Regions from separate parts of the Homo sapiens genome. Here region 1 is linked to region 2. A link is a contact called in ENCODE Hi-C data. All regions are on one chromosome and are shown on one strand. Each heading gives the region's core, a stretch centred on a gene start or an enhancer-like site at or near the end of the contact. The rest is flanking DNA. Distances are from core to core; before and after follow the strand shown.

Region 1 (3,484 bases), core at 791-3,290, 210 kb before region 2:
TTCCACAGGCCTGGGTAGGCCTAGGTATGGATTTTTGTACTGGAGATCAGACAGGTTGGTATTTAAAAACTGGTGGGGAGTGGGGGTGGTGGAGAGGTTGGGGAGGTGGCGGGCGACTAGGAGTGTGAAGGGGAGGGGGGATGGTGGTATTTGCTTTAGACGCATTATGCAGGAGGTGGGAACAGCAGGACTGAGGGGTGTGAGAGGTGCCTCTTCTCTCTGTTTTTCCTCCCTGATGTACACTCTTCACACTTGCCTAGAAATCAGTTAACAGGTGAGAACTGCTTTACAAATCTAGGCCTCAGTTGCTAAAGAACCAAACAGAAGCCCACTCTCTTTCCTGCCTGCCCTTCCCAGTCCCTGAAGGAGAAGGTGAATGCAGTATTCTCTGTTGGGGAGGGGCAAGTGAGGAGGTTGAACTGGAAGCCAGGAGTCCCCTCTGGCCCTCTGAGCTCGCCAAGCCTGACTTTCCGTTTAACAGGAGTAAGGGAGGTTACCCCACACCTGCTCCCGGCTCATCCCTGCCCCAGTGCCTGCTAATTGCTCCCATGCCCCTGTTCCCTTCTTTTTTTCCTCCCTTCGGGGGCTCAGCACAGCAAACAGGCAGATGGGGGAGAGGTGTGAGATTATCGTGGGGAGGGGAATGAATTTTCCATTATTAATAACAGCAACAACAACAACACTTCGCCTGTTGGCACAGCACTCACTAGTTTATCTAGTGCCGTCACACCTGTGATCTCTTTGGATCCCAGAGGTGCAGACTGAAACCCTGGGGTTCTGATTCCCAGCCTCTGACACTGTTCACATGTCCAAGCAGGCCACTTCTTTACAGACACACACATGCCCATCTGGCCATTGCCAAAGGCCATGTCTAGACCTTTACTTAAAATGTGCGCTGCCGGGCGCGGTGGCTCACGCCCGTAATCCCAGCACTTTGAGAGGCCGGGGCCGGCTGATCACCTGAGGTCAGGAGCTCCAGACCAGCCTGGCCAATATGGTGAAACCCCGTCTCTGTTAAAAATACAAAAATTAGCCGGGTGTGGTGGCGCATGCCTCTAATCCCAGCTATTCGGGAGGCTGAGGTAGGAGAATCGCTTGAACCCGGGAGGCGGAGGTTGCAGTGAGCCAAGATCGCGCCACTTCACTCCAGCCTGGGCAACAAGAGCGAAACTCCGTCTCAAACAAAACAAAACAAACAGAAAAAAATGTGCGCTAGCCCCCTACGAATGCTGCCCTCTCGGCTTATGTCAATCTCAATTTCAGTAAGTCCCCTCCACTTCTGTGAAACGTCTACCAAATACACTGGAAAAGGGTCGGCAAGGTGCCTTGGAGACCATCTAGTCCAACTTTGTCGCTGGTCCAGAGAGAAGGGCTGGGCCGAGGACACAGCTGGTGCGGGATAGAACCACCCCCGCCTCCTCCCTCCCTGGCGCACACATGCATGCACACGCGCGCCTGCTCACGGCGCTCCTCCTTCTCGCAATGCCCTAGGCAGCTGCAAACTTCGGTCCCCTAGAGCTTCTCCCTAGGGGCTGCCCACAGCGGGTGTTTCGGGAGTTGAACCTGTACACCTTGTTTTCCCCTTTAGAGTGGAATGAGGTGGGAGGAGCTCGCTGTCCTCCGGAAACTAGAGGGGGATCTTTTATGAAGTTACAAATCGTTAGCCTATGAAAACTCTGATTTCACACACGAGAGGCGAGTTGGCCCCAGGACACGGGCGTTGACACGCACCGGGTTGTCCCGGCAGCCGAAGGCACCTTTGCATAAGCGCCGCGTCTCCCAGTCCCCTCCGAGCGTTCCTCAGCCCCCGCCCCACCGCCCGCCTCTCTCCCTCCTCCTCTCCGGCTTCAGATCGTCCAGTCTCCCTTTCCCGCCCGGCGCCGCAACAAGTGCGGGCGTCGCGGCCCCTCTTACCCTGGCCTCGGTCCATGGCGCCGGCCCGGTCCCCGGGGAGCGGGCCGCAGGGCGCAGGGGCTCCGGCGCGGCTGGTAGCGGCCGGCGCGCTGCGCTCTCAGGCCAGCCCAGCGGCCGGCGCTCTCTGCGGTCCCCTCCCCCAGACAGGATGCTCGCCGGCAGCCCCCGCCCCGCCCGCGCCCGCGCCCGCCCCTCAGAGCCGCTCCCGGAATAGACCCGAGCACGCCTCGCCCCCTGGGCCGCAGCCCGCTGTCCCGTGGTGCCGCACACGCCCCGCCGCGCCCTGCCGCTCGCTCGCCCTCCGCGGCGCTCCCACTTGGGCTTGGAGGACCCTTTTCCCCGTCCGCACGCGTTCGTTCCCGCGCCCGCGCGGCCTGCCCCAGCCCGGACCCAGGAGGTGTGCGGCTTTGCTTGCACTCCGCTAGCGATGGGGTCTTACCACCGCACCCCTCAGCCGGCTCCATGCCGGAATGCGGAGACTGTTGGAGCGCGTTTTTATCCTAGGGAATCAAAACCCCCTTCCCTGCAGCCGCCACCCATTTCCTGGCTTTGGGCTTGTCTTCTCCATTCGCCGCGGGTCTTTCTTGAGCACCTTCTAAGCCAGACAGTGGGCCCGCGGCGATGCCGGTGCAATGTCAGTGGTGTTGCGAAAGAGGAGTTAAATAATAACAAAGATCTTCAGAAAGAAAAGCACCTGGGAAAGGGAGAAAGAGAGGCTTGCTGAAAGGTGGGCAAGGGCTTGGGACACTTTCAACTTTTGAGGTTCCTTGTGTACTAAAACGTGAAAACATAACGAGGATCTGGGAGAATTCAGAAAAAGAATAGAAAAATGAGTAACACGTGAAAACATGCAGAACAGGGTGATAAAAAATGTGGAAATGAATACTTTTAGCATACAAAATACAGTGCAATATAAGTGTACTTTTCGCAAGATTGTAGAAAATATTGCTATGACCAGTGTGGAACAGTAATGGGATCTAAGTTTAAAGCTGTATGAAGAATGTCAACTTCTTCACCTTATTAGTATATCCCTGTGAAAATAGGTCTCACTCATTTATACACAATATCAAATGTCTGACTTTAAGACCCTTCATAAAGTCCAGGACCAATTGTTCTCCTAGACACTGCTCCTCCCACCATGGGCCAGGCCATGGTTTTCAGCTTTGAGCTGACCACTGTTCCCTACTTAGAACATTCTGGAACAGGGAACAGCTACCACAGAGGTATGGAGGCAACAAAAGGCCTGGGAAAGACCCTCCTGTACTTTCCTGGACTGGGAATATTTTCTTTTCTTCTTTTTTTTTTTTCTTGAAAAGTCTCCCTTTGTCGCCGAGGCTGGAGTGCAGTGGCGCGATCTCGGCTCACTGCAACCTCTGCCTCCCGGGTTCAAGCAATTCTCCTGCCTCAGCCTCCTGAGTAGCTGGAATTACAGGCGCCCACCATCACTCCGGGCAAATTTTTGTATTTTTAGTAGAGACGACGTTTCGCCATGTTGGCCAGGCTGGTCTCGAACTCCTGACCTCAGGTGATCCACCTGCCTCGGCCTCCCAAAGTGCTGGGATTACAGGCG
Region 2 (3,386 bases), core at 561-3,060:
GTCCTTCCTAGGCCTTTCTCATTGTGTGTCCTAGTAGTCATGGGAGAACCCACAATGTATCCCATGTATCAGAAACGTGATTCTTCTGGGCTGTGGAATCAACTAGACCTTGCTCAGTCTTGACTCTGACATTCATAAATGGTGGGAGAAGGGAGGGAGTTGGACAAGTTATACACTCCTCTTTATCCGTTTCCTCACTTACAAAGTAGAAATGATGCCTACATTATGGGGCTGTTATGGGATTTGAATAGAATAATGTACAGTGAGAGCCTGGCCCACAGTAAACATTCAGTAACTGTGTCTCAGGATGAGTCAGGATGGAGACGGGAGCAGTGCTTCAGAGACAGGCTCAAGACCCTGTCCTCTGGGGCTAGGCTGGTGTGTGAGGTGGATACTCCTGATCTCTGGTGGGACTGACCCCTAGGCCATTCTTCACCTGGTCACCCAAGTGCTCCTCTCAGAATATAAACTTGATCAGGCCACTGCCGTCCTAAAAATGCTGGTGATACTGACCTCAAGTTCAGCCTCCAAATAGCCTGCAACATAGGCCTGGCAGGACCTTCTCTTGGCTCACACCTCCTGTTCTTTGGGCCTCTCACCAGGGTCCTTTCACCACTTTGCTCTAGTCATGAAGGAAACATTGGGTGAGCAGTGCTCTTTGAGCTTGGTTGTTAGAGCAGTCATGCTTCCGTCCTACCTTGCTGGCATTCAGCCATATTTTCTCCATCTCCTTTGCAAGATCTCATGGGAGGTTTTCTGAAATTTAGCCACAGTGTCAACTGGATTCCCCTGCTCCACTGCCTATCTGAAACAGGAAAGAGGTTAGTCTTGTGGGACCAGTTTTGCTTGCATACCTGTAGACTTGCTGTATTTTTTCTTTTAGTTTTATTTTTAATTGACACATAATAATTCTACACATTTATGGGCTAGAATGTGATGTTTCAATATATCTATGTATTGTGTAATGAACAAATCAAGGTAATTATCATATCCATCATCTCAAACATCATTGTTTTTTTGTGGTGAGAACATTCAAAATCCTCTCTTCTATGTTGAAATATACAATACGTTATTAACTGTAGTCCCCCTACTGTGCAATAGAACACTAGAACTTACTCCTCCTATGTAACTCTAACCTTTTACCTATTGACCAACCTCTCCCCATCCTTTGATGTATTTGGTTCTCCATCCCCTCACCTGTAAAATGCTGGGCTTCATCAGGTGATCTCCTGGATTCTTTTCCTGCACACCAGCAGCTGGGGGTTTGCATGTTCCCCAGTGAGGAGCTGGCTCATTGATGCTGCTAGGTCCAAGTGAAATGCTGCACCCACAGCTCCAACTTTATCAGAGAGCCAAGGGAGGCCTTTGCAGAGAGAGACTGGGTGGAGATCACTGTAAAGGGGTGGCAGGCCAGTCAGTGTGGGCCAAGTCAGTCGGGGAGGGAGCAAGAAGAGCAGTCTTGATCTCTGGGATGTTCTCTGCCCTCCTCCCCAGCCCTGGCTGCCCTCACAAGAACCAAACTGTGTATCTCAATCCTAGAATGCGAGGAATGTGCTGCAGGCTGATAGGCATGAAGCGATCTGCTGAGAGGCAGGGAGGAGCCCTGTTCCCCAGGCCTGACAGTGCAGGAGCTGTGGGCCTGCAGGCTGGGCTGGGCTGCCCCTCCCACCCTCCCTGGGCCTCCTGCTGTAGCCGGGATATCAAAGGCTGCATTGTGCATTGAGCAGGCCTCGGTCCCTCGTGTGCCAGGGAGGAGGCGGGAGGAGGGACACCGTTGGGAGGCTGTCCCTTGCAGCACTCTTCTGGCCTGTGTTCCCAAGGGCCTCGGCCAGGGTAGGATGGTACACACATGGGTGGCTGCTTCTGCATCCCCAGGGAGCGGAGTCTGACCCGGGGCCCAGGTGAGTTTCCCAGGGGGCCCTTGGCCTGTGGCTTGGCCAAAGTGGATGGTCCAGTAGAGGCTCAGGGACCTGCTGGGTTGGAGAAACTTTTCTCCCAAAGATGGGGAGATGATTGTGCTTTCTGGCTGCCTCTCCTTCCTCCCTGGGTAAGTGTTTGTCATGCTGGCTCTGTAAAAAGGGAGCAAAGCCTGGAAGCATCTATTTTTTCCTGAAGAAAGAGCCTTTGAGTTTACTCTGTCAGGAGCTGAGCAGCACTGCTCCTGGCTGCCACTCCCAGGGTGTGACTAAGCCCTTCCTTCCTTTCTTCCCGAGATCCCCCCAGGACAGGAAGAAAGTTCAGGCAGTGAGTTCCTCTGTGGCCTATGGGTGGCCATAAACTTGGCCTTAGTCATTCAAGCCTATTTTTGTCAGGGTTGCTGTTACTGGAGAAAAACAGGCAGTTTCCTGCCTCCACCTATTACAGAGTGATTTGTGTGTGAGTGCATGTGTGAGTGTGTGCATCAAGTTGAGGCAATGGAGAGTTGTTGCTCTAAGAAATTGTCAACTCATGGGAGAGTGACTTAGGGTGACCAGCCATTATGGTTTGCCTGGGACTGAGGAATTTGCTGGGATATGTCAGTTCCAGGCCAACCAGGCTGGTTGGTCTCCCTGAAGCAACCTTCTTGCTTTTTTTCAGAGGAGAATCAAGGTAGGGCCCTGTGTTCTCTTGTGTGGTGTTTATCAGGATGAGTGGTGGCTTTGGGGAAATGTGGGGTTAGATTGGTGGGGGGAGGCTTGCTTGGGAGATAGGGGAACATTGCTCCAAGGAATCATTCCTAACCCTTGTTAGAACTCTGTGTCTTCCTGGAGCTCCACCATGGTTCCTGAGAGAAGGAGCTAAGGAGCATCCCCTAGCTGAGGGCTTTCTACTCTCTGACAGACAACTTTCTTCTTTAGTCTTATGACTTGGGCTTGTAGAAGGCACTTGAGGTCATTAAAGTGAACCCAAAACAACCATATTCTGCTTCCTCTGCTTGAAGTCTTGATCTAGGCACCTTGGCACCTACAGCAGGGAGTGTCCCCCCAAATGATGCCCTTGGCACAAAAGGCACGACTTTAGCTATGAACAATTTCGCTTCTCCAGATTTCTCAGATGTAAACACTTTTCAGTCCCTCCCCCTAAGTCCTATTGTCATTGTGCCCCATGAGAGTAGAAACAGCATGGAGGGAGACGTGCAGGACCACTGGTCGGAGATCGGGGTTCTAGATCTGACTTCCTCTAGCTCTAGTTATGCAGTTGTCATCTTGGCTACTCACTTGGTCTTTGAGGCCAAAGTGTCTGGATTTTATCTTGGTTCTTTTACTTGCCTCGACAACTTATTTAACTTCTCTGTGTTTCAGTTTCCTTATCTGTAGCTTTTATGACATGATTATGTCTTCTTCATAGAGCTGTGGTGGAGATTAAGTCTACATGTGAAATGGTGAAACAGTCTGGTGCACAGTTAG

The links. Hi-C counts contacts between places; a loop is a spot of excess contacts on that map. Pooled maps may share reads with other maps.
Region 1: a loop to region 2 is called in a map of dorsolateral prefrontal cortex, with 4 times the contacts of the local background. The contact joins the promoter of AFAP1L1 here to the promoter of SH3TC2 in region 2. A Hi-C loop is called at or near these places in 6 of 168 maps with a recorded cell type or tissue (Calu3, PC-3, Panc1 and 3 more) and 4 of 50 pooled maps.

What each region holds. Positions count from the first base shown.
Region 1 is chr5:149,270,415-149,273,898 of GRCh38, reverse strand. AFAP1L1 (actin filament associated protein 1 like 1) reads right to left here and starts at 2,040. Exons shown (of 19, transcript NM_152406.4): 1 at 1,915-2,040. The coding sequence starts at 1,930. RefSeq lists enhancers at 440-979, 980-1,521, 1,522-2,061.
Region 2 is chr5:149,061,486-149,064,871 of GRCh38, reverse strand. It overlaps SH3TC2 (SH3 domain and tetratricopeptide repeats 2), which reads left to right and starts at 1,810. Exons shown (of 17, transcript NM_024577.4): 1 at 1,810-1,901. The coding sequence starts at 1,850. It overlaps MIR584 (microRNA 584), which reads left to right and starts at 2,463; the gene lies at 2,463-2,559. SH3TC2-DT (SH3TC2 divergent transcript) reads right to left here and starts at 1,555. Exons shown (of 3, transcript NR_122044.1): 1 at 1,198-1,555; 2 at 514-622. RefSeq lists a silencer at 1,552-1,846.